Linked DNA regions of Mus musculus: all the other regions are linked to region 3. A link is a loop called in an ENCODE intact Hi-C map of the cell type or tissue named here. Cell type or tissue: left cerebral cortex. All regions are shown on one strand.

What was found. Peaks named below come from ENCODE experiments on the same cell type or tissue, not always from the same donor. Only the 100,000 strongest peaks of a DNase experiment are listed, where the experiment ranks them.
Region 1: it touches region 3 in a loop (4-fold over the local background); 2 of 42 quality-filtered maps call a loop at or near these places.
Region 2: a loop joins it to region 3, with 2.4 times the contacts of the local background. A loop is called at or near these places in 5 of 42 quality-filtered maps.
Region 4: it touches region 3 in a loop (2.5-fold over the local background); 2 of 42 quality-filtered maps call a loop at or near these places.
Region 5: a loop joins it to region 3, with 3 times the contacts of the local background. A loop is called at or near these places in 4 of 42 quality-filtered maps.

What each region holds. Positions count from the first base shown.
Region 1 is chr14:109,357,447-109,362,446 of GRCm38, reverse strand. The region is part of intron 1 of Gm30216 (a long non-coding RNA gene); the gene reads right to left. Among named protein-coding and RNA genes, the nearest start is that of Gm30216, 31 kb to the right of the region's middle. In left cerebral cortex, no CTCF peak of the experiment used is centred here; a DNase peak (open chromatin) is centred at 2,318; H3K27ac peaks cover 553 bases.
Region 2 is chr14:108,806,883-108,811,882 of GRCm38, reverse strand. No RefSeq gene overlaps it. Among named protein-coding and RNA genes, the nearest start is that of Gm30157, 88 kb to the right of the region's middle. In left cerebral cortex, no CTCF peak of the experiment used is centred here; a DNase peak (open chromatin) is centred at 2,643.
Region 3 is chr14:108,907,419-108,912,418 of GRCm38, reverse strand. Slitrk1 (SLIT and NTRK-like family, member 1) reads left to right here. Exons shown (of 1, transcript NM_199065.2): 1 at 1-2,431. The coding sequence ends at 1,232. Among named protein-coding and RNA genes, the nearest start is that of Slitrk1, 4.3 kb to the left of the region's middle. In left cerebral cortex, a CTCF peak has its summit at 2,667; DNase peaks (open chromatin) are centred at 945, 1,449, 2,721, 2,909 and 2 more places; H3K4me3 peaks cover 3,342 bases; H3K27ac peaks cover 2,327 bases.
Region 4 is chr14:108,819,763-108,824,762 of GRCm38, reverse strand. No RefSeq gene overlaps it. Among named protein-coding and RNA genes, the nearest start is that of Slitrk1, 92 kb to the left of the region's middle. In left cerebral cortex, no CTCF peak of the experiment used is centred here; a DNase peak (open chromatin) is centred at 3,057; H3K27ac peaks cover 267 bases.
Region 5 is chr14:108,788,932-108,793,931 of GRCm38, reverse strand. No RefSeq gene overlaps it. Among named protein-coding and RNA genes, the nearest start is that of Gm30157, 70 kb to the right of the region's middle. In left cerebral cortex, no CTCF peak of the experiment used is centred here; a DNase peak (open chromatin) is centred at 2,440.

The sequences.
Region 1 (5,000 bases), 450 kb before region 3:
ATTTCCTCACCATATACATACACACACACGCACACACACACACACACACACACACACACACACAAACACACAAATTAACCACCTGAGTGATAGAGCTTGGAGAAACCAGAGCCCATGAAAAGTCCACATAAGCTTATATCAATTTCCTTGAGGGAGATAAAATATGACTAGGCATAGCAGGTCAACCTTCCACTAACTTCATACAACTAAGGGCCCTGTATGTGTCCAGTGAGAGTAAGAAGGACACATGCTCCACTATGTTCATAGCAGCCTTATTTATAATAGCCAGAAGCTGAAAAGACGCAGATGCCCCTCAACAGAGGAATGGATACAGAAAATGTGGTACATTTACACAATGGTGTACTACTCAGCTATTAAAAAGAATGAATTTATGAAATTCCTAGGCAAATGAATGGACCTGGAGGGTATCATCCTGAGTTAGGTAACCCAATCACAAAGGAACTCGCACAATATGTACTCACTGATAAGTGGATATTAGCCCAAAACCTAGGATACCCAAGATATAAGATACAATTTGCTAAACATGTGAAACTCTAGAAGAAAGAAGACCAAAGTGTGGACATTTTGCCCCTTCTTAGAATTGGGAACAAAACACCCATGGAAGGAGTAACAGAGACAAAGTTTGGAGCTGAGAGGAAAGGATGGACCATCTAGAGACTGCCATATCCAGGGATCCATCCCATAATCAGCCTCCAAACGCTGACACCATTGCATACACTAGCAAGATTTTGCTGAAAGGACCCAGATGTAGCTGTCTCTTGTGAGACTATGCTGGAGCCTAGCAAACAAGACGTGGATGCTCACAGTCAGCTTTTGCATGGATCACAGGGCCCCCAATGGAGGAGCTAGAGAAAATACCCAAGGAGCTAAAGGGATCTGCAACCCTATAGGTGGAACAACAATATGAACTAACCAGTACCCCGGGGCTCTTGACTCTAGCTGCATATGTATCAAAAGATGGCCTAGTTGGCCATTACTGCAAAGAGAGGCCCATTAGACTTGCAAACTTTATATGCCCCAGTACAGGGGAATGCCAGGGCCAAAAAGTGGGAGTTGGTAGGTATGGGATTGGGGGAGGGGTTGGGGGACTGTTGGGATAGCATTGAAAATGTAAATGAGGAAAATACCTAATAAAATATTTAAAAAAAAAAAAAGAGTTACTCATGAGAACATTTCTTTCATTCCTGATGCGCAAAACTTTCAGACCCAGAAAAATCTCACATTTAAACTGATTGGCTCTTTTAACAGTGAACAGTAACTAAAGGAAATACTGTCTAACTATATATAATAATTATTAACAGGTTATTTATGGAACCATTCCTTGCACAACCTAAAAATCAATTCAGATTGAAGACTTCAGGAGTTTATGGCTTTCAAACTGTAGGAGGCCCTGGTTTTGATTTTGCAACCACCTAAGATGTAGTATCATGACAAGTCAAGTTGCTCTGTAAGGTACAGTATTGAACTTATCAGTCTTGTTAATAAAATGCATCTGCATTTGATAGAGCATTTTTGAAAAGCAGATTTAATGTAGTCATTTGTTTAAAAATATTCATATCTGTCAATGCCAAAATAAGTGAGAGTTCACAGGGTTTTGGAGTTGGCAATTGAAGAGATTCTTGCAGAAATCCTTATAATCTGGTAGAGAGAAAATGAATAAATGGATAAATAAGTAAATGAAATTAGAAAAGATTGAACTTGTTAAATATCCTAATTAACCTAAAAGAAATAGTTGACTTGTATTCAAGCAAAGCAGTAATTATACACATCCGTGTAACCCCATCCCGATCGTATCCATCCAGAAGCTTGTGCTGACATATCACAGCAGGTTCAGAGAACAACATTTGTATGATAATTATTCATTTTTATAAAAACTGTAATGACATTCAATTAATTCTATCATGCCAAGTTCGAGGGGAGTTTCTTCAGTTCCTTCCTTTTTAAAGAAAAAATGAGTATTGACTCAATAGATTACTAAGATTTATAATCATAGTATCCACTGGTAAATTTGTGTTCATGTGCCATCAGTTATTTGTTACTGCTTGGACAAAAGTATATTTACATTTACTCTGTTATTTAAAAACAAAACATGTATATCTAACATCAGGTGTATGATAAATTCCATACCTAAAAAATCTTATGATGAATAATGAACACTGGCATAGCTGAACAGAGTTCTTTCGATTCTAAACTTTTCTTGTAAATCTTCATAAACAGGCAGACGTGCCATCACCTAAAAGTAGGGTGTTGCAGTTCCACGTGAAGGAACAGCAGCTCAGCCATCTGGAGAGTTACTTTACAGGTTCTTATTGTCCAATTGGGTTTCTCTGGCTCTGTACGGCAGTCTGTAGACACCCACATTTTCTGTCTAGAAGTGCAAATGAATGCTTTTATTTCTGGAAACTCATGTTAAATGCTGCACTCCAGATAGCCAGACTGAAATGCTCCTGGCAACCAGAGCCATTTCATTAGCCCAGTTAGAATGACATGCATAAAATTCAGATCATTCTCTGTAAAATCAATTTTCATTACTAATTTTCATAAGGCTGATGTATTGTTATTTATATACAAAGCGCAGAAGATTTTAGCCTAATTTTACTATCAAATGAAAACACACAGTTATGAAAGTTTATGGATACACTGCAATTTGCATCAAACAAGGTATCTTTGCTTATTGAAGTAAAAGGGAATTGGTGATGAAGAGCTCTTAAGAATATTAAAAATGACTTAATATTAAGTGCAGTTATTTTTATTTTCCTAGTTTCTTTTTTTAACTTCAATTAAATCTATATTGATCACTGTGCACTAATTGGCTAATGGTAAAATGAATTTGCATTGATTAGGGAAACAAAAGCATCAAAGTTGAGGAAAATTGGTGGGCATTTTCATCATTACTAAAGTAATACTACTTAGGCTAAGGTATTTAGAGAGGGCTTATGAGCCCTTATTTGCACAAGCACTTTGTTAGTAGTAAGCACAGGTAAGACACTGACACCATATAGCTTCTATGACAATAAAGTACATTTAATGCTTTAAATATAAAACAAACAAAGACCAGTGAGTTAAAAGTTAGACAACCCCCCCCCAAAAAAAAAATCAAGTAAGCAATTGGATTTCAGAAGTAAAATGTGGTTAGTGGGTGAATGGATGTCTCAGTTACATGTAGAAAATAAGCCCATATTTGGGTCTTTAGGAAAAAGCAGACTATGAATAGGGTTTGAATAAGGACTTTATTAGCAAGTAACATGACTGAGAAAATTGATGAGTGCTAAAGAGTTTAAGGTCATATATTTGTTAGTTTCTGAGAAGGGATGCTCAAATGATTATGGAGTGATTGCCACACGGTAAACTTTGAAGCATATTTGACATTTAGAGGAAAAGGAAATGTAAATGAAATGACGTTAAATGTTGAGTTTGTTAGTAAAGTAATTAGAACACTAAAGGATCTAATGCTTTGTGTCACATAGATGTTGTGACTATATAAAGAGATGTTTATAGTATAGAAATATATATATATATATATATATATATATATAATATTTTGTTCCAATTCTACAATTGTTAAATTAGGTGCAGTATTGCAGTATTTGATGTTTCAAAAATGAAGCTGTTTTCTTGCCTCAGTGTTTGAAATATTAGACCAATAAAGTTCATGTTAATTGCTTGTCATATCAACAATAGAAACCAGATAATTGCATCTCACTTGTCTGCTCTTGAAACATTCCTTTGAAGAGAGTAAGTAAACACAAATACATCAAACATGAGTACCAAAATAAAACCTTTTTATATTATAAACCCCATCGATACCCAAATGACAGTTAATACTCCTTTTTAGTTAAATAATCCTTGGAAGAAATAAAGTTTATAGTCAAGAAATGCTTGACAAATACATAGAAAATTGATACATTTGAACACAGGACATTTCTTTATACTCATAATGAATATTGTAAATCAGTCAAAAGAACATCTTAACCTGTGAAGTTTTTTTTTTCTTTTTCTTAATTATCAATCCTAACAATGACTGTCTAAGTTTTACATAAAGTACCTTAAAATTAAAATTAGAAATAATTATAAGTTACAAGATCTAATTTAAAATTCCCAAAACTTTTTTCTCACATGGAATGATTCATCTCATGGCTGCTATCATTTGGGTATCTCCCATGAATATAATAATGAGATATTTATAGGGCACAAGTCAGACAAAAGTTGAATCCTCAGACAGGTAATAAATGTCCCTTATTTCATAATGACAGGCTACCCAGTAATTGGTACACTAAACAACTCTCAGTGTTGTAACTATAATTCTGGAAAACTAAGAAAAGTTGTATGAATGCATACCGTTTGATTTGTAGCATATTTTATTTCCTATTGTTATAAGTATAGGATACAGCATATTTAAAAATGCATGTACATTTTGAAAAGCGTTATGTAATTATACTTTTTAAGATTAGATATTAAATTAAAAATTATTCCAAGAGCTGAAACCATAGATCAATGAAAATGCACTTGTCTAACATGTGCATGGCATTAACTTAAGTACCCAGCAGCCCCTCCTCCTTGTACTTTGGTTTCTTGTTTCTCTAATAAAATACCATATCAAAGGAAGTTAAGGGCTTACAGTTCTCCGTGACAGTCTCATCATTACAGAAAAGTGAAATTTGCAAAAGCTTGAAAGAACTAGCGATTCTACTTCTTGAGTCAAGGGCACACACCAATAAATCAACGCATTCATCAAATACTTCTATGCAACTCTCTTTCTCCACCCATTCAACCTAGGACACCTTGACTAAGGTGTGATCCTACACACAATAGGTGGGTCCTTTCAACTCAGTTACTCCAATCAAGCTACCAACAAGTTTACCTGATCTGGGTCATCTTTCCATGAGTATTCCTTCTCACCTGATTCTGTGCTACCACATAGGCTCTTAAAATTGAATACCAGTCAATACCTCACTCAAAGTTTCCTTTAAAACAGAAAC
Region 2 (5,000 bases), 100 kb after region 3:
CTATTATCATTATCCTGTGGACTCACTAATCAATTTTTAATTGTCGTTTTTTTCTCTATATTTCACTTCTATGGAGGTTTTAGCTTTTACATTCCATGTTTGAGTGATGTACGGCAGTGTTTAATGTCCCGTGCCTGGCTTATTTCACTTTGTGACCTCTAAACCATTCAAATTGCTTCAGATAAAATTGTGTAGTTCACTCTATGATACTAAGGCATTCAATTGGATATATGTGTTATGTATGACTTAGTCCTGAGATCTCAGCGTAATCAGTTGTTCCTTAACCATTGAGAATAATACTGCAGCAAAACAGCACAAAGATGAAATCAGCACATTGATTTTACATTTCTTTTGGGAATGAATTTGCTGGGTCATCTTGGACTTTTATTTTTAAACTTTTCTTTCTTTTAAAGCAAAGTTGGAGACCATTAAAAATGTTTGAATATAGATGGATGTTAAACAAGGAATAAAAAATAAGAGAAGATGAATGTGATGGCTTTAACACGGACACAGGCTTCTCAGGACAGGAGGGTGTCATCATTTCAGCATTTTGAGGAATCATATACTGTTTTTTTTGCAATGGTTGTCTGTATGTCTATTGCCCCCCAAAGTCTGCAGTGACTATTGGCCACATCCTTGGCAGAATATGTTCTCCCTCGTGTTTTGGTAACAACCATAATTATTACTTTGGTTTTTTTTTGCTACAGTGTGATATCTCAGTGTGATTTTGTTTCCATTTCCTTGATGATTTGTGCTGCTGATGAGTTTAATTTATTTGTTAATCACTCGTTTTTCTTCTCATAAATGTTAATTTTTCCCATCAGCACCCTTTAATAAAATGGTTATTGTCATTATTGGCTGTTAGCCTTGTTGAGATTATTAGAAACCCAAATATAACCTCATAAATACTATACTCTTTCTTATATTTATGTAAACATTCTGAAGCTTATGTATTCATTCAGGAAACTGTATTCTGTATACAACTCTTGCCTCATGTAATATCACTTATCTTGTATATGTATGTCATTGCTAGGGTCTTGGGATAAAATACATATCATGTAGCCAATTCCATTGTCTTTAGGCATCTCTCCTAATAGTTTTATGAATTTCTTGTTTGTGGATTAACTTTTAATCACTATAGCAATCTTGCCTAGAAACATCAACTCAAAGGATGAAATGTTTATTCAGGCATTTGTACACATGTGTTTCAGACTTGGGATTGCTGGCTTCATCAGCATCTGGCCTAAGACAAGACATAAACATTGTGGTGGACAGGCACAGATGAGAATGCAGACTTAATGTATGCTCGACAGAAAGCAGAGCAGGAAGGTGAGGATTCAGAGAATAAGTGGGTGTGTCAATGAAACTGGGTACCTCAGAAGCCGAATGCCTTACAGAAATTCATCAGAGCTGATATATAAGATATTTTGCAACTCCTTTATCAGTAGCTGAAGTATGTCATAGTAACAGTATCTTATTGGATGAAATGCAAAGTTATCTAGGGTTGTGGTAGCTGGCTAGCAGGTACAATTCAGTGCCAGAGGTAACCTCTTTGTACTTTGGGTGACTCTAATCTTATAAGAACTACTAGGGCCAGCTCTTATAGTTGCATTATTTGGGAGTGCTAGGTCATCTCCAGCAGAAAGTCCATGGAAAATGCCATGTGTACACATGGTTAAGTGGACATTTTGCTAAATAAAGAGGCATTATAAGAAAAGCTTTAAAGTGGTCTTCAAATATCCTCCTCATACATTGCAAGGTCTGTATGTGTACTTTATGCTGTTTTAGTGGGCAGATGGATACATTTTGCCTGGACAGATGTTTCAATTAAAAAATGGAGAGGGTCTGCAGAATCCAGGACACTAAAAAGGGAACAGGCAGGGAAGAAAGAGCCTAAAGGGGTGGGGCATAGAATAGTAGAAAAGATTCTGGAGGGGGAAAGGGGAATAATGGAAAAGGGGTAAGTGTGGAAGTGGGTGTTAAATGTGGATTTGAATGTTCGTGTACAGTACAGTAGGGGTAAGAGGAAAAATAATGAATACCAAATATATAGACAAAACCATATGGAAATCTAGTAATTTATATGCTTCTTAGAAATACAATTTAAAACAAAACTTAATTGGAGTTATGGACACTGGGAATAGTGTAAGGTTCTTCCTAGAAGCCATGGCTTATTCAACAAAATTCCAGTGCCAGGGGTGGAATACTGGCCTTCAAGTTGTTTGTCAGGGAGTCCCAGATTCCCACCGGACAATACAGGCTACTGCCATTGCTGTTTGTTACCCATAGAACTTGATGGTGTGATTCTATCAATAAGAGCACCACACAATTTCTCAATGTGGAAATACTATTTGCCTTGGGTGAAAGATGGAAAGACTGTGTGAGCATTTAATGGAGCCAAACACTCTGCCTTCAGTCTTCCATCTGCCTGAGGACATCTTTAAGATGCCTGTGAGAAGAATATGGCTGATGTTTTGGTGAATAGGACAAGATGAGGATATTTACAAGATATGTCTGTAGCCTAGTGCCCATTCTCTGGAAGCAACCACCCTAATGCCTGGACTCTTGAGCATGCTCAATGCAGCCTGGATCGTCCAAACATTGGAAGTCCAGGACATCATTCTACTTCTGCTGAAGACATCGGGCTGCTCTAATATTTGCAGGATTGGCAACTGTTCAGTAGACTCATCATGGAGATGCAGTGGATGGATTGTGGAGTGTCTGCCCAGAAAATGAGCTGGCAGGATCTTTTCTTGAGAACATGTACTGTACTTAAAACAATGGTAGCTGGCAGTTGCTGTCACCCTTCACTTGGTTGTCCAGTTGATTACTCCCTAGACTCAGTCGAGCAGATTAGATTATCACCTGCTGGAATTCACAACTGAGAACAGGAACTGTTGGTCTGAAAGTCAATAAGAGTGATGGAATCTACAATACGTAAGCTCAAGAGCTGAATATGACTAAGGAGAGGAGAAAGATACTCTAAGCGCAAAAGCTACAATGTAGGACCAAGTGAAAATGTTTACTGATAGCGTCATAGCTCCTAATTCTAGCTCTTTCTTGAATCCAGAAGAGTGTCTGCCTTTAGAGTCCATAACTCTATAGACAGAACTCTTCTACAACTGAGCATACCTCCTTTATTCCTTAAAGCACTCAAAGGTGTTTGTCTTATTTAAAATAAAAGAATTATTCATGTAATAAGGGGGAAAAAGATATTTTGCAAGATTGTTTCAGATCAAACTGTAAGATTTATTTTGTAACCAGTGGAGGCACATCATTGAATTAATTTCCAATTACATATATGATATTTCCTGTATGATTTTGTGATAATACTGGCTATTCTTTTCTTGATGCCCTCATGGTTGTTTGATTAGTTGGTTGGTTGGTTGGTTGGTTGGATGGTTGGCTCTTCTGCTCTTCAAGATAATATTGCCATCATTGCATGCTGCTCAGGCTTGGCATTGATTATTTTCCCATCTTGGACTCTTGAGTACTGGCAGAATTGATATTCCACCATGGATTTCTTAATATCTTTGTTGAAAAATCAGGTAATTACAGATGTATGAAGATGACTAAGTTATTCTGTTCTATTCCATGGAGGTGTGTTTCTATTTTTAGAGCAATACCCTGGTGTTTTGATGGCTGCAGCATTGCAGTACATCTCAAAGTCAGATACCATAAGGAAATCTTTGCTTCTTTTTGCATTAGTACAAGACCATTTTGGATACAGTGGTCTTTTGTGGTTCTCTGGAGATTATAGCAGTGGTTGTCCATTCTGTAAAGAATGCCATTGGTATTATGATGTGTTCTGTATTGTATTTGCTAATCTCCATGAGTAGTAGGAAGACTGTGATGATTTATTTCTAAAAGTCTGACACGCAGTGTTTTTCAATTTGCCTGAATGGAGAGCAAAATTACATGATAATTCTAGCAACATGAAAATGCCATTTGTTAGAATTTATCAACCTTTCATCTTGAAACGGCTCAACAGATAAGATATACAGAGAAACATTAGTTAAATGTAATCAATATACAAAAGCCAGCAACTAATATGATAGCAAGTTTTATTACAGAAGTTTTCCTCTAAAATATTTAGGAAAATCAGGATTCAGCAAAACTTTAATTAGAACATCAGAAAAAAATAAAATAACATTTAAATCAGAAGAGATGAGGAGACTAATCTCTGCTGAAAACTTGTTCACACACATACTGAAACCCTAAGGATCTACCAGCAACAGTTTATAATTAATATGTTTTCTAAATACATTAAATAGGTTGAATGCAATAAAAACTCTCCTATAATACAAAACAAACGTATCAATAAGGACAAATAAGTACACTGTTTTAAAGAAAAAGAAGTTTAATTATCTGTCCCAGAAACTAAGAAATATGTTTTCTTCAAATTAGATATATATATTTAAAAAAACAAGAAACATTAAATTTATCTACTATTGAAATTTCTCATAACGAATTAGAGAAAATATTGAAGAATAAAGATTGAAAGAGATTTTTTAAAACTATTCGTACATTTACACAAGTTATGCATGTTCCTTATACTTTTTAAAATGAAAAACTAAATCATTTACCTTGAGTTGATATAAATTACTATAGGTTAGTTACAATAATAGAAAAAAGAGTGAAAATCTGAGCCTTATTTCCTCCATCTGAATGTACACATAGCCATCAATAATTTCTCAGATTAGGGTTCCTCTAGATCCTGGAAACTAGTTAAGTCCCTGAAAGCAACACATATTTTTAAGCCTGAGTGGAAATGTACTTAATGTCTTTTAACAACACAATAATCTGAAGTGTTTTCCTTCAAAAATTCAACAATTGTAATTAAGTAGAAGTGTTTAAGCTTAACCTATACTGTGAAATAAATATGTCTTTGAATATTATGAATATATACATCTGAATAGATGCACATATATGTTATATATAAATGCATATTATGTAAGTTGTATGTCAATTATGATTGAAAATTAAAAATCTTAAATATA
Region 3 (5,000 bases):
CAACTCCTTTCAAGACAAATGGGCAGGATGAGCATGCTACCCCAGGGGCTGTTCCAAATGGAGGTACAAAGATCCCGGGCAACTGGCAGCTCAAAATCAAACCCACGCCACCGATAGCAACTGGGAGCGCCAGAAACAAACCCCCAGTGCATGGCTTGCCCTGCCCCGGGGGCTGCAGCTGTGACCACATCCCAGGCTCAGGCTTAAAGATGAACTGTAACAACCGGAACGTGAGCAGCTTGGCTGATTTGAAGCCTAAGCTTTCCAACGTGCAGGAGCTTTTCCTTCGAGATAACAAGATCCATAGCATCCGAAAATCACACTTTGTGGATTACAAGAACCTCATTCTGTTGGATCTGGGCAACAACAACATCGCAAACATAGAGAACAACACTTTCAAGAACCTTTTGGACCTCAGGTGGCTCTACATGGATAGTAACTACCTGGACACTCTGTCCCGGGAGAAATTTGCTGGGCTGCAGAACCTGGAGTATCTGAATGTGGAGTACAACGCGATTCAGCTCATTCTCCCTGGTACTTTCAATGCCATGCCGAAACTGAGGATTCTTATTCTCAACAACAACTTGCTGAGGTCCCTACCGGTGGACGTCTTTGCTGGGGTCTCCCTGTCTAAGCTCAGTCTGCACAATAATTACTTCATGTACCTCCCTGTGGCAGGGGTGCTGGACCAGTTAACCTCCATCATCCAGATAGACCTGCATGGCAACCCCTGGGAGTGCTCCTGCACCATTGTGCCTTTCAAGCAATGGGCAGAACGTCTGGGCTCCGAGGTGCTGATGAGCGACCTCAAGTGTGAGACACCGGTGAACTTCTTTAGGAAGGATTTCATGCTGCTCTCCAATGAGGAGATCTGCCCCCAGCTGTATGCGAGGATCTCGCCCACGTTAACTTCGCACAGTAAAAACAGCACTGGGTTGGCGGAGACCGGGACACACTCCAACTCCTACCTAGACACCAGCAGGGTGTCCATCTCCGTGTTGGTCCCGGGACTGCTGCTGGTGTTCGTCACCTCCGCCTTCACCGTGGTGGGCATGCTCGTGTTTATCCTGAGGAACCGAAAGCGGTCCAAGAGAAGGGATGCCAATTCCTCTGCGTCCGAAATTAATTCCCTACAGACAGTCTGTGACTCTTCCTACTGGCACAATGGGCCTTACAATGCAGATGGGTCCCATAGGGTGTATGACTGTGGCTCTCACTCACTTTCAGACTAAGCCCCCGACCCTAAAGGGGAAGGAGTGCAGGAAGACGTCCATCCTCCCCTGCCGCCTGAATCGCGGGGGGAGTGGGAGAACATTGACCCAGATCTAGCGTGTCACAAGCACCGATGGACATGAGTAAATAAATAACTATGAACTCACTCAACTCAGAGGCTCTGGCCCTTAAGCTCCCATCTGAAAACAAAGAGCAGACTGTGGACCTGTGAGTGCAGCGAGCTAGCTCTTTGCTCTGAGCTCCTTTTGACTCAAAGCCCAGCATGGGGCCTGCCAGAAGAATTGAGCCCCCTCGCTCTGAGCCAAAGGTCCCCTGGGGCTGGCTGCAGTGGCTCTATACATATATACATATATCACATCTATATAGAGAAATAGATATCTATTTTTCCCCTGTGGATAGCCCGAAGATGGCTCCCTGTTGGTAAAGCAGGGATGGGCAGTTGCACGAAGGCATGAATGTATTGTAAATAAATAACTTTGACTCCTGACAAGAACAAACAAACAAACAAAAGTGCTGCATGGCTCGCATGGAATCCACACGCTCCAGGGACTCTGCCCCCCGCCCCCCCTCTACCGCCCCGCCCCACTGCGACTGGAGACGCTGTCACAGCACCCATCCTCTTACCTGATAAGTCCCATCGTATCAAACTTTCTATAAACAAAATACAGTATAATCAGAAAGTGCCATTTCGCCCTTATTTGTGATTGGTAGGCAGTTCAGAGCGTATGTTTACTGTGAAAAAAAATGTAAAGGTTTATTTAAGACATTTGCATGGCTAAGTCATCGGTCCATTTTATGAGTTAACAATGTATTTTGTTGAGCAAAGTTTTTAAGGGTTGTTTTGGGTTCTTTTATTTTGATGGTGATGTTTGATTTTCTTTTAGTTTCTGAGGGGGAATATTTTTCTATACATATCCAATAATGCCTTCCATCTGAATGTAAAATAAGTACCCATGATTTCTATTATAGTACCAGTGTAATTATTTAAGAAAAAAAGATTCTGGGGCAGTTAAGCATGACCAATTAATGTCACTCTAGTGCTTAGGCTGCGACCCTATGGTAGCAATTGTGTGCTGGTAAAAGTCTTACTTATAAAGTAGGAACAAAGAACCGAGGAAGCACGTGAAAACTTACTAATTCTATTCGAGGATTTTATAATGGCATATTTTTTCAGTATTAAAGTGAAAATGTTTTCAAATCTGGGTCCTTACATTTTTCCAGCTTCCTCTTTGGATTCATGGTGGATGGGAGGGGGGAGGGGGGAGGTTGGGAAGGGGTGGGTCCCTTCCGGAGCTCAAGAAAGGCTCTCTCCTTAATCACCTTAGTGTTTAATCATTCACTAGCTTTTCTCCTCACAACCTCCCATCCAGCACCCCTCCTCAGCCCCCTTGCCTTTACTGCTTTTCCACTGCCCATAAAGTACCATGCTACCCAGACAACTCTGCCCTCCCTCGGCCCTCTCCTAATGCTGCAGCGAATCTCTTTATTAATACTGGAAATCCCTCTCTGCTGTTTTTGTGTTGCTGCCCACACTGCAGCAGATAGATTGGAGATGTTAGGATAGATTTGATTTAATTGACTCTGTCTAGATCGGTCTCATTAAACAGAGGGAGATTTCACTGGTCAGCACTCCTTCATGAAAGACAGCCCTAATGACTGCTGTTTGAGATGCTGCTGGCATTTTGAATTCAACATCTGCTGAAAACGGTAAAACTAATTAGTGGCCACCCACCCTCCGCCCCAGCAACTACATACTGAAAATTGTTGAAGTACTCATCTTTATGGAAATCAATCATTATCCTAAAAAAAGTGTTTCACTCTTATCATACCAATTTCTGGTTAAGGCCCAGTAATTACCAAGGGAAAGCAGTGAACTATTTGAATTTTACTGACCAATGTAATTCTGGTCTGAATCAGATGCCCTAGGGAATTCTAAGCAACTCTATTTCATCAGCAGTTAGGTTACAAACCACACATATTGATGGTCTTTGCATTCCACCACACATCCAGTCTCAAGAAGTATGTCAAAGACAGGAGGCCACAGACTGAAACTGCAGAATTAAAAGCCAGCTCAGTAAAAGCCCCCAGGAGCAGGTGGAACGAGATGTGCCAGTTAGAATTCATATTCTAAAAAGAAATGATTTCCCAGAACAGTGATGTTGTGGAGTATGTGTTATTTATCTTAACACTTTTAAAATAAAATCTTTATTATACACAGTGACTGTTCCTCAGGGCATCTATTACCTTTTTTCCCTGATACTTTTGCTTATGGGCTGCATTTCATAATGATAATGGAAGATGACTGTCCTCTGGCAATTGATCTTGGTGATTTACCTACCATTTATTTTTTATATGAAAGCTTTAATATTTCAATGGTATTTTTGGTAAAAAAAAAAAAAGAAACTAACAGATTCTTTCATGGTGGAAAAAAATGGAGAAGGGGATGGGTCATCTCTCCTCTGATGTTAAGAAAGAGTAAAAGAAAAAAATAAACAAGGCAGATTTAGAAAGGCCTCTCATGAAAGTTGGCATTTATTGAGTAATATTGACTGAAGTTTTAAAGCTGATCAATAATTAGTGAAGGTCAGGGACAGGAATGTGTCATAGAAACATACACAGTGAAACAAGTTTTTCTTTAAATGAACAGGAATTAGTATGTAAAACCGAGTTAAAGCAGCTAAATTGTCAAAATAATAGTTTTAATGATTTTCTTTTGGAGTCTTTTGTTGCCAGACATGCTGGATAAACACTCATTTAAGTTTCAAGATCACAGGGTGACTTTCTGATGCTATTTCCATTATAAAGATGAGATCACTGAGGCTAACGAACAGTATAAGGAACTTAAATTATATGCAGTAAAAAGCAGGATGCTGTTTAATTCAATTTCCTTCATATTTCAAAACCTCATTTTATATGGAACATTCATCATACCACCCTCTTAATGATTATTAAAATGCAAAGCTATAAACTTGCTACTATAAAACAGATTGGGAATGAGGTTGCAACTTCCAAATTATAATTGTGGTGGGCCCTTTATCTTTTTTAGATATCTACCACAAAAGTACCTTTTCTCAGATTTGATTGAGGTAAATTTGTTCTTCTTTTCCTTAGAATAATAATAAAAAAATAAAATAAAAAAGATGAGTGCATCATAGAATTCGAATTTATACCACTGAATATATATTATCCTTACATTGATTCCCATCCTATCAAAGCTGCCAGATTCTTAATAATTAATACTATACATGAAAACCTACAGAGAAATGATGTCCTGTGCTTTTATATAAATAATAATTTAAGAGTAAATGTGCTTTAGTGGCTTTAATAGAGCATCACTACCACAATTTAATTTACATAGATATGTTTGGTATATGTTTTTATAGAGCACATATAATACACATAATATACATGTTTTGTTGGAAGTGCTTTGTATCTATTGCTGTTTCTTTATACACAATGTTCATTTGAGTGTAATTTTCCCATTCGTAGTGTAAATATCCTGTTTCTAGTTAAGTCATATTTTACCTCATCCTGATGAGATAAAGGACTTTGGATTGTGACAAACAGGAACGAAGAGAAAACCAACCAGAGTATCTTATGTGGATGATATATTGTTTAAAAGAAATTTTAGGTTACTCTGGTTGCTGCTATAGTGATGAGCATGGTAGAAGTTAAGCTGTTGCCATAGATATTAAATACTTCATATGTTTGCATGTTTATACTGGAAGAAGCTGGGATAACTTTTAACATTAACCCAATACAGTTTC
Region 4 (5,000 bases), 88 kb after region 3:
AAGACAGTAAGCAGAAATCTTTCATGCCATCTGCATCAGCTCCTGCTTAAGTTCCTTCCTTGATTTCCTTCTGGGATAGACAGTGACATGGAAATCTAAGCCAGGTAAACACTTTCTCCTCAAATTGCATTTGGCCATGGTGTATCAACATGGTCAGAGTGAACCTTACTAATACACATAACTTTAATGTTAAATTATGTAATCTTCCATACCATTAATCTAGACTAATGTATGTGTTGTTATAATTATTTTCTGAAAGTAGCCAAAATTTTTGGAAGGAAAATTAAATAAAACAAATACCTACTATAATATTGGAAGCTATATTTCCATATAGGCTGGTAATAGCTCTCTGCAGTCTTGAGTGCTATTCTTGGTTAACTTGTGTAAGTAAAGTAAATTCTCTTGTAAAACTACTTTAAAATTTTCTGCAAAAAGTCCCTAATTTCTCTCTATACATTTTTTTCTATCTTGTTGAATTAATTAAGGGCAAAGACTGTGTTGAGGAGAGGTACAGGTAAGTAACAGACACCAATACATCAGACACAGCAACTTAGACAATCAGACATAACTACAAAAACCAGTATAGACAAGCCATTAACCACATACTAGGTGATACTAGGTGATTAACCACATACTAGGTGTCAATGACATAGGTGTCATTGACATTCAGTTATTGTGTGGGCCTTATGTACAATTAGATAACTTTTGATTAGCCCCAAACTAGAAGTGTTGATATTTCACTCTTAGAAATACATTAACATACTAACCTGAACACTTGGGACTCTCAGAGATGGAACCACCAACTAAAGAGTGTACACAAGCTGGACCTAGGTCCTCTACACAGATGTAGCAGATGTGCAGTTTGGACTTCAGGAGGGTCTCCAAACAATTGGAGCCTGGAGCTTACTCTGGCTTCATTGCCTGCCTATTAAATCCAGTCTCCTAATTTGTCTGGTGAAAGGTTCCTGGTAACAGGGTTCTACTTTTCCAATAGCAACTGGGCTGTCTTGTCTGCTTTCAGTGGGAAAGTTTGTACTTAGATTTGCAGTGACTTGAGATGCCAGGACGAGTTGGGATCCTGGGAGGAACCTCCCTCTTCTTAGATATTAAGGAGAGACAGGGATGGAAAGCGGGGAAGGAGATTTTCAAGAGGAGAAGTGGTGCAATCTAGATGTAAAGTAAAGTAAATAAATAAATTACTGGGGGGAGGAGAGATATATTTTCAGGATGGTGGTCATTTTTTCTAGCCCTCAGAGCTAGATATTAGGCCTGTTCTTTATTCTTCTTTTTTAGTAATTTTCTTAGCACCAGGTAGTCCTCAAAGAGGACCCGTCTAGAGAGATTCCCATTTTATTCCACTAGATTGGAAGCAGACAGCCTTGGAAGGTAGGAGGTAGGGGGACCTTCTAGAATGTACCAGAGACCAGGGGCATGAGAGACACTCAGGCCTCAAAGAGAGGGACCTTAGATGAAATACACTACAGTGGAGAGAGGGAGCTTGTAGGGCCCATCTCCAGGAGGAAGACAGGGCATCAATGAGGGATGGGGTTGCCATCCCACAGTCAAAAGCTCTGACCCAGAATTGTTCCTGTATCAAGGAACTACAGAGGAAAAAATAGAGAGCATAAGAGAAAGGAGGTCCAGTGACAGGCCCAAATTGGAATCCAGCTCAAGAGGAGGCCCCGGGGCCCTGATACTGTTACTGATGACTGTGGTAAGTTTGCAGACAGGAGCTTGGCATGGCTACCTCTGAAAGGCCAAACAATCACCTGAGTCAGATGCAGATACTAGCAACCAACCACTGGACAGAAGCTGGGGACCCCTGTAGTTGATTTGGGGAAAAGCTGGAAGAAGTTGAAGAGAGGGGTGGCCCCATGGGAAGACCAGCAGTCTAAAGTGACCTGGACCCTTGAGATATATCAGACACTGAGCCATCAACCAGGGAGCGTACACCAACTGATGTGAGGCCCCCATCACATATACATCAGAGGACTGACTGCCTGGTCTGGCCTCAGTGATAGAAGATTCCCCTTGAGAGACTTGAGGCCCCAGGGAGTGGGGAGGTCTGCTGGGGTGGGGATGGGGTTTGGAGGAGTATGGACATCTTCATGGAGACAGGTGAAGGAATGGAAGAAGGTATGGGACAGGGAGCAGTCTGAGGCAAACCAGGAAGGGGATAAAGATTGGGTTGTAAAAAAGAATTAAAGAATAAAAATAAATAATAAAAAAGAGGATTTTATAGTCAGTAAGGAGTCTTATCTTCAAGTTCTAGGAGGCAACCAAGAGCAATGTCAACAATCTGTATTAATTTGATAGTCTGTTAAATTTCCCTAGCCAACATATGAAAATACGTCTACTTTGCCTGGCATTGAGGGGTTTTATAAATTCTATGGCTCTTTGTGGTAGAGGAACATTATCAGCAGAGAGGCACAGCTTCAATATCTATTTATCTATCTATCTATCTATCTATCTATCTATCTATCTATCTCTAGCAAATGTACATATATATTTATATTTGAGTGATATGTATAGATGTAAAGGATACGTAACATACAATCTATATAGTCTTGAGTAAGCTTATAAAATTATATTTTCTTTTTTTAACATGCTTAGTGTTGTTAAATTCTCATTCTGCAATACTCTCCCTCTTTTCCTGTTAAAATCTACCCTTTATATTCTGCTTCTCCTTTAATATCTGTGCCCTATTTATCAGTCTCTAGATATTAAAATAGATCACATTTGCAATTCAGAAATGCACTTCATTTGCATTATATAGTAATGTGTTATTACTAATTTAGATTTGAACATTTTGTTATGCGTTATTATATATGTTTATTTATATATATATGTTTATGTGTCTATGCATGATTAAGTATGTATAGAAGCTTGTCTATCTATGTTTTTTGTGTATGTATGCCTGTGCTCGTTCCTTTTCAAGTTTAGCACAATTACATAAAGCTAAGCTGGCAAGTAGACTGTACTTGTAGGAGTAGAATGTGGTAAATGAGAGATATGAGGGGGCATTTTTAATGTCATATGGGCACAGGACAAAATAGAATTAAAAATATTCTGTAGTGGCAGACACATTAGTCATTTTTGCTTTTTAAAGGCAGGACAAGGTTTAAATATCACAAGAAGAATCTCAAGACGGAGGTAGCTGGGGCGATTACTGGTTGAGTGTTAGCTCAGATGATTATACGTATATATTCCTCATGTTTTCTAAGCCAGGAAATTAACTTTAGATTAAGACTAATTTAGATGATTTTCTAAAACTGTGTAATACATTGTTTTGTTTGTTACAAGAAGCAGTACAATATAAAATCATGCTGAATTTTCCAAAGCTACTGCCATTATATGCATAAAGTAGACAGATATAACTAGACCACATTATTGTGAACAATTTAAAATACATGCTTCAGAGACCAAAATAAGACATCAGTTTTCACCAAAATGAGATGACAATACTTCATAATAAGAAGATGAGAAAACAATTTTAAGGGAGCCTACATTTAAAGCACAAATTACAACCCACTGATGAGAGTGCATCATTTGGGAGATGAAGAGATAGCATGTCAGTTAAGATATTCTGATGCTCTTTCAGAGAACAGGAGTTTGTTTCCAGCACCCAGGTCAGCAGTTTACCATCTCTCTGTAACTTCAGCTCCAAGGGATCTGAGAACTCTTGGCACCACTGTGGACAACCACTCACACATATACAAACTAAAACAAAATAATGATATGAAAAAAGATAAAGTAAAAGTTTAAGAAGCATTTCCATGTATTTTTGTAGCCTAAGCAGGTTTTGATAAATATTAATTTATAAAGTACAGATAATAAATATAATTATCATTTTCAATCAAAACTGGTAAGAATATAATTACACTGTAGTAGATTCATATCGTCTAATAATTTATCTACTAACATTATTTTTATTATTATAAGTAGTCTCTCTCTCTCTCTCTCTCTGTGTGTGTGTGTGTGTGTGTGTGTGTGTGTGTGTGTGTGTAGTGAGTGTGTGTGTGTAGTGAGTGATGCTGGGTATATGCATGCAGGTATTGGAGGGTGGAAGCCAATATAGGGTGCTCTCTTCTATTTCTTTTCACCCTAATTTTTTAAGCAGGATTTCTCAATGAATCTGGAGCTTACCACTTTGGTAAGCTTCTGTCATTATCCCTCAGTACTGAGGCCAGAGGCACACTGCAGTGTCAAGTAATTTTATATGGGTGCTGGATAGATAAAATCAGATATTCATGCATGCAATAAAGTAGTTTACCTACCAATTCTCCCCAGCACCCACCATTACAAAAGCACAAGATACTTATGACTGGCTATGTTTAAATGATATGATACATAATTAATTAATTGGGTGAAAGGTCATTGTGTCCTAACTATACTTAACTATAAAATTCATTTTCTAAAGAAATCTCTAGATATCTTCAATTATACAATTTCATAAGCCATTAAGATGTGTTTCAGTTCACTGGAGCCTTGAACTAAACTCAGTTGTTGGATGTTTATTCAAATCTTACTTATGAATTCCTTATAGAGGTAATGACACTTCTTTACATATATATATATGATGAAGTCCATGTTATGGTTTTTACATATCTAAAATGGTAAATATGGGGCTAACATTGTAGAAAAACATGGTAGAAAGATGCCATAAAAGAAAGCAAGGAACAATATCCATGATTTTTAATTCATACAACTGGTCAAGTGAAGATGTTATGAGAATAACAAAGAACTAAGATGAAAGATGAGGAAGTTGCAGCTCAGCTTTTAAATCTTGAGTCAGTGTGCAAACCAGTGAAAACAAACACAATGTGCAGGTTGGGTCCTGCTGGACAGTGATTTGGTGGTCAATAAGGTATGGATTTGGTGTTTGAATTACTGGGTTTTCATATCGCTTTGGTTACATATGTCCTTATCATATCCTATTCCTCCCTGTTGAGACAGAAGTTTGCATTCTGTGCACTTAAGTGTTGGCACTGAGTAACATG
Region 5 (5,000 bases), 120 kb after region 3:
CCACATAGTACTTACATATAGTTTTGTATAATATTTATGTATAAAATGTTATTTAAATTGTTTTAACTTTTTTATTAGTAACCATTTTGTATATGTTTATAAAGGGAAATATTTAGAATAAGACAAATAAAAAGCAAGTGATTTACAAAAGTAATTAATGTTAGAAAAGAAATAAAAGCATAGGCCTAGTTTGTCTTTTTTGTTGGACAGAAATAATTTACAAATATATTGAAAAATAATTCCATAATTTATCATATGACTTAAATATGAGTCAGAATCTTTTATCATTTCTCAAATGAAAATACATCCTATTTGAAACTGAGCTCAGCTGCTGAGGCATCAGAAACATCGTTCCTAGCTCTTCTAAACAGATAGGTTATTATGTTTTTTTCTTGCTTCTTGTCCCCATCTTTATAGATATATTTTTGTTAATTATATATATACAAACAAAATTAATAATCCCCATTTTCCCACATTTGCTAAGTTCATGCAGAGTTTGTCACTTTTAAACAAAAATTTACATATCCCTATTAAGTATAGGCAAAGGACACATTTTGCAGGAATTTACTCTTTCAATCTGACTTGCTCCAAAAGTAAAGTAACAACATGATGGAGCGAGTGAAGAAGAGTGTTGATATTGAGAAGGCTAGGCTGACTCCCTATTAGGCTTAAAATTGCCAGTTCAGGAGATGAGCCCTAAAGCTCTGTTTCCAAGAACTGGGCAAGACCAAACAAGTCTTAGAAGCTGGCCTGAGGCCAGGACAATAAGGTCAGCAGCAGTTTCCAGACTTCCTCAGCTACTTCCTTAGCAACAGTTTCCAGGCTCTGCAGCCACAATTTCCAGCCCCCAAGCACAGGTAGTGGAATGTCCTTAGAGATAGGTCAAGATAAAGGTCATCTATCCTGAAAGTCCATAATGTGCTTTAAATCAGGCCAGCAAGCTCACTTGGTTGTCTATCTTGGTAATGGGAGACCCCAGCATGCTAGACTTCTGCAGGATAAAACATTCTTTGTACTTGTACACTATTTGGGTCTGGGGTATCACTCTTCGGTGAATCATGGACCCTAACAATATCTAGGCAGTCTAGATGATGGGATTGGCACCCAGAGGCTGTCAATATAGTCTAGAAAATGGCAAAGTCCAATAAGATTATGAGCACCAAGAAATCAACATCTGGACATATAAATGAGCCATGTCTAAGAACTGTATTCTTGGTTGTGTCAGTAGATATATTTCCCAATATTATCTAGGGTATTCTAGCGACTGTGTGCATACTAATGTACTAATATATTTAATGAATCTTCGGATGCAGGATGAATATATTATGTTCATCCCAATGAGAACATCCTTTATTGTGCAATATTATTTAATTATAGGCCTCAAATGCACTTAATGAATTATCCAGGTCTTCCAGAGAATTATGCAAGATTTTAGTCTAATTACATAATGTGCTTCACATGTCGATGTGACCCTTTTAATTAGCTGCAGAACTATTTAATGTAAAAGTGAATATGAGTCTACTGATAAAGCATTTGTCATGAAGCACTCCTAATTTTCAGATAGAAAAACCTACAAAGTCATGTGGGGGAAGGATCAAAGCTCATAGACACATTCCTGCATCTGTGTTACTTTGCAGATTCCTTTGTATGGCTTTTCGTGCTAAGTTCTAACATCTTTGTTTTTTCCTTCCTGATAGGGTCTAGGATACAAAGTATGTCTTTTCCCCTTAGTAATATGCTGCATATGTAGAAATGATCTTGGTAACTGCATTTTTAGATGGGAATAATAATATTTGATAGAAATCAGATATTATTCCATTGGGACACATGCTTGATTGCTTCAATAGTAAACAAAGCCATACCTCATCTACAGGGACCCTGCTTTTCTCAAAGCAAGCCACATACATGGCTGGAAGTATAGAATGAAACTCAGGTCAGTGCCATCTTTTGGAAGCACTTGGTTAAATCTTCCCAGAGACTAATCTAGTGGTTTACTTCTCTTATACATTTAAACATAGTAGAACTTGTATCCTATCACCTTTATGGTAACAATGAATTCTATGAGTTCATGACTAGGACCAAGAGGAAGAATCTATGGAAGAATAAGGAGAGATGCTATTGCAGGAGGAGGTAAAATTCACAGTGCCTCTTTCATAGGGATGTGTTCTATTCGTTACAGGATTATGGAATTAACAATGAGCCAGGGGAGGAGAAAGGTGGAGTTTCTAATAGAATAATAAAGAATCACCAGGTTGATTGATCACTTCCCACCCCTGGCATTCCAGGGGACTAGAAAGGGTCAGACATTTTCTTTGAATGAGGAAAATTGGCCCAAGTTTTGGACAATCCTGTTATCTCTGATACTTATTCTAAACTGTGCTTCCTACACCCACGTATGGGGGCTGGACTAACACTGCAAGCAGAGGCTGAGTAAGCTGCTGGCATCTAGCCCAGGAAGATTAGCACTTTTGATTTCTTGTTGTGTCTCCACTGGCAGTTGTCTTTGGATCCTTTAGGTTTCTTATACCTATTTAAACAAGGAACCTTTTCATCACACTGAGTTCAGGAACCTCTGATTGTGGCATGGCACACACAGTGAGGGTGTTTGACAAGTTACAGGAAGATAACAACCAATTTAACAATCTCTTCACACAGTAACGGCAATAGAACATAGGTTTTCATTCCTTTAATGATCTGAATTTTGTTGAGTCAAGATGAAAGATTCAGTGTAATGTAAGAAATTTATATTCCAAGTAACCTGAAAAGGCTATCTAAAATAGAATGTCCTAATTTCCAAATATACTATTCTATTCACTCCATCTTGTCATTTTATTTACAAAAAGATACTTGCAGGTTTATTTGATTTTGTTCAGTAGAAAGTAAATGTCAGAAAAAAAATCACTGTGTTTATTTTGCCTAAATACACAATGACCTTTATTAAGAACAACAATTACTGTGCATTATAAGACACTTAGACCTTACTAACAACATTCTTCTGTGCCAAAAGATGTAAAAGGAGATAATTGTAAGAGAACTAGAAACTTCTCAGAAACAATGTCAAGGAAACAATGGGGATGTGCCTAATGAATGTTTTAACTGTGTCTAAATGTTGAAGATAATCAATTTTCCTATGACATTAGACAATCAACGAACTACATTTTAACTTTTTAAATGTTGGCACACAAGGAATGCAAAGTTGATAGGAGTAGAAATGCATGCTTTATATTTGTTCTCTTTTGAAATATTTTATTAGAAATTTTCTTTATTTGCATTTCAAATGTTATCCCCTTTCCTGGTTCCCCTTCTGAGAACCCCCTATTATATCCCCTCTCACCCTGCTTCTTTGAGGGTGTTTCCCATACCCATCCATTCCCCCTTCTCCATCCTGGAATTCCCCTGCACTGGGGCATCAAGCCTTCACAGGACCAAGGGCTTCTCCTTGCATTGATGTCCAACAAGGACATTCTCTGCTCCATGTGAGGCTGGAGCCATGGGTCACCCCATGTGTACTGTTTTGTGGGTGGTTTAGTCCCTGGGAGCTCTAGGGGGTCTGGTTGGTTGATATTGTTGTTCTTGCTAAGGGGTTGCAAATCCCTTCAAATCCTTTAGTCCTTTCTCTAAATACTCCACTGGGGACCTCATGCACAGCCCAGTATTTGCATTTGTCAGGTTCTGGAAAACCTCTCAGGAGATAGCTCTATCAGCCTCCTGTCTGCCAGCACTTCTTGGCATCCATGATAGTATCTGTGTTTGATGACTATATATGGGATGGATCCCCAGGTGGGCCAGTCTCTTCATGGTCTTTCCTTCAGTCTCTTCTCCACAATTTGTCTCTGTATTTTCTTCTGTGAGTATTTTGTTCCCCCTTCTAAGAAGGACTGAAGCATTCACATTTTGGTCTTCCTTCTTCTTGAGCTTCATGTGGTCTGTGAATTTTATCTTGGGTATTCCAAGCTTTGGGGCTAATATCCACTTATCAGTGAGTATATCTCACGTGTGTTCTTTTGTGACTGGGTTACCTCACTCAGGATGATATTTTCTAGTTCCATCCATTTGCTTAAGTATTTCATAAATTCATTGTTTTTAATAGCTGAGTTGTACTCCATTGTGTAGATGTACCACATTTTCTGTATTCATTCCTCTGCTGAAGAACATCTGGATTCTTTCCAGTTTCTGGAAATTATAAATAAGGCTGCTAGATAATAACAGTTACTGTTTAGAGTTCTATTACCTAGTTAATACTTATTGATGTAAATTTTTGTTCACATTCTTTTCACTAGAGTAAAGCCACATTCTGATCATTTTGGCTGCATTTAGAAGGAAAGTAAGGAAATTGATTATTAAGTAATCATTTGGCCTAAGACTTTTCAAAGCTGTCCAAATGTCTATATTCAAATACACAAAAGATAGATAGTAGAAGAATCAGTGATGTTTGGGACAACAGAGATACCTTGCTTTTCCCACCATTTTGAACACCCAATGTCAAGGTATTTTCAAAAGTTTATATATGCTTGAATAAATATTTATTCCATAATCATTTTTTGTTACTTGGCTCCATAATCAGAATTTTATTAACATATTGTTTTTCATTTGGTTCATGTATTTTCCATAGGATAGAGAAATAAATACATAATGGACAGATAAATAAATAAATAATTAGGTAGACAAATATTAAATTTCATATGGGGCTTAAATGGTGTTTAATAGTATGAAATATCAAGAATGGTTCAAGTTTGAGAAATTTTGTCCATAATTTTTTATAAATTGTTTATAAATGTAATATTTTTAGTAGAATTTTTTAAATCTAAGTATTGATTTTGAGGGCCAATATATTTTATTAAATCTTATATACAGAGTAGTCTACATAGGATCACAAGAGTAACATTCTCCATCTCAGGGAAGAACTTTATATAAATGCTATTTAGCTTAGGCTTAAAGGAAGTTTGAATAACTCATCCATTGATTCTTTTATGCATGATACATTACTAGACACTGATGTC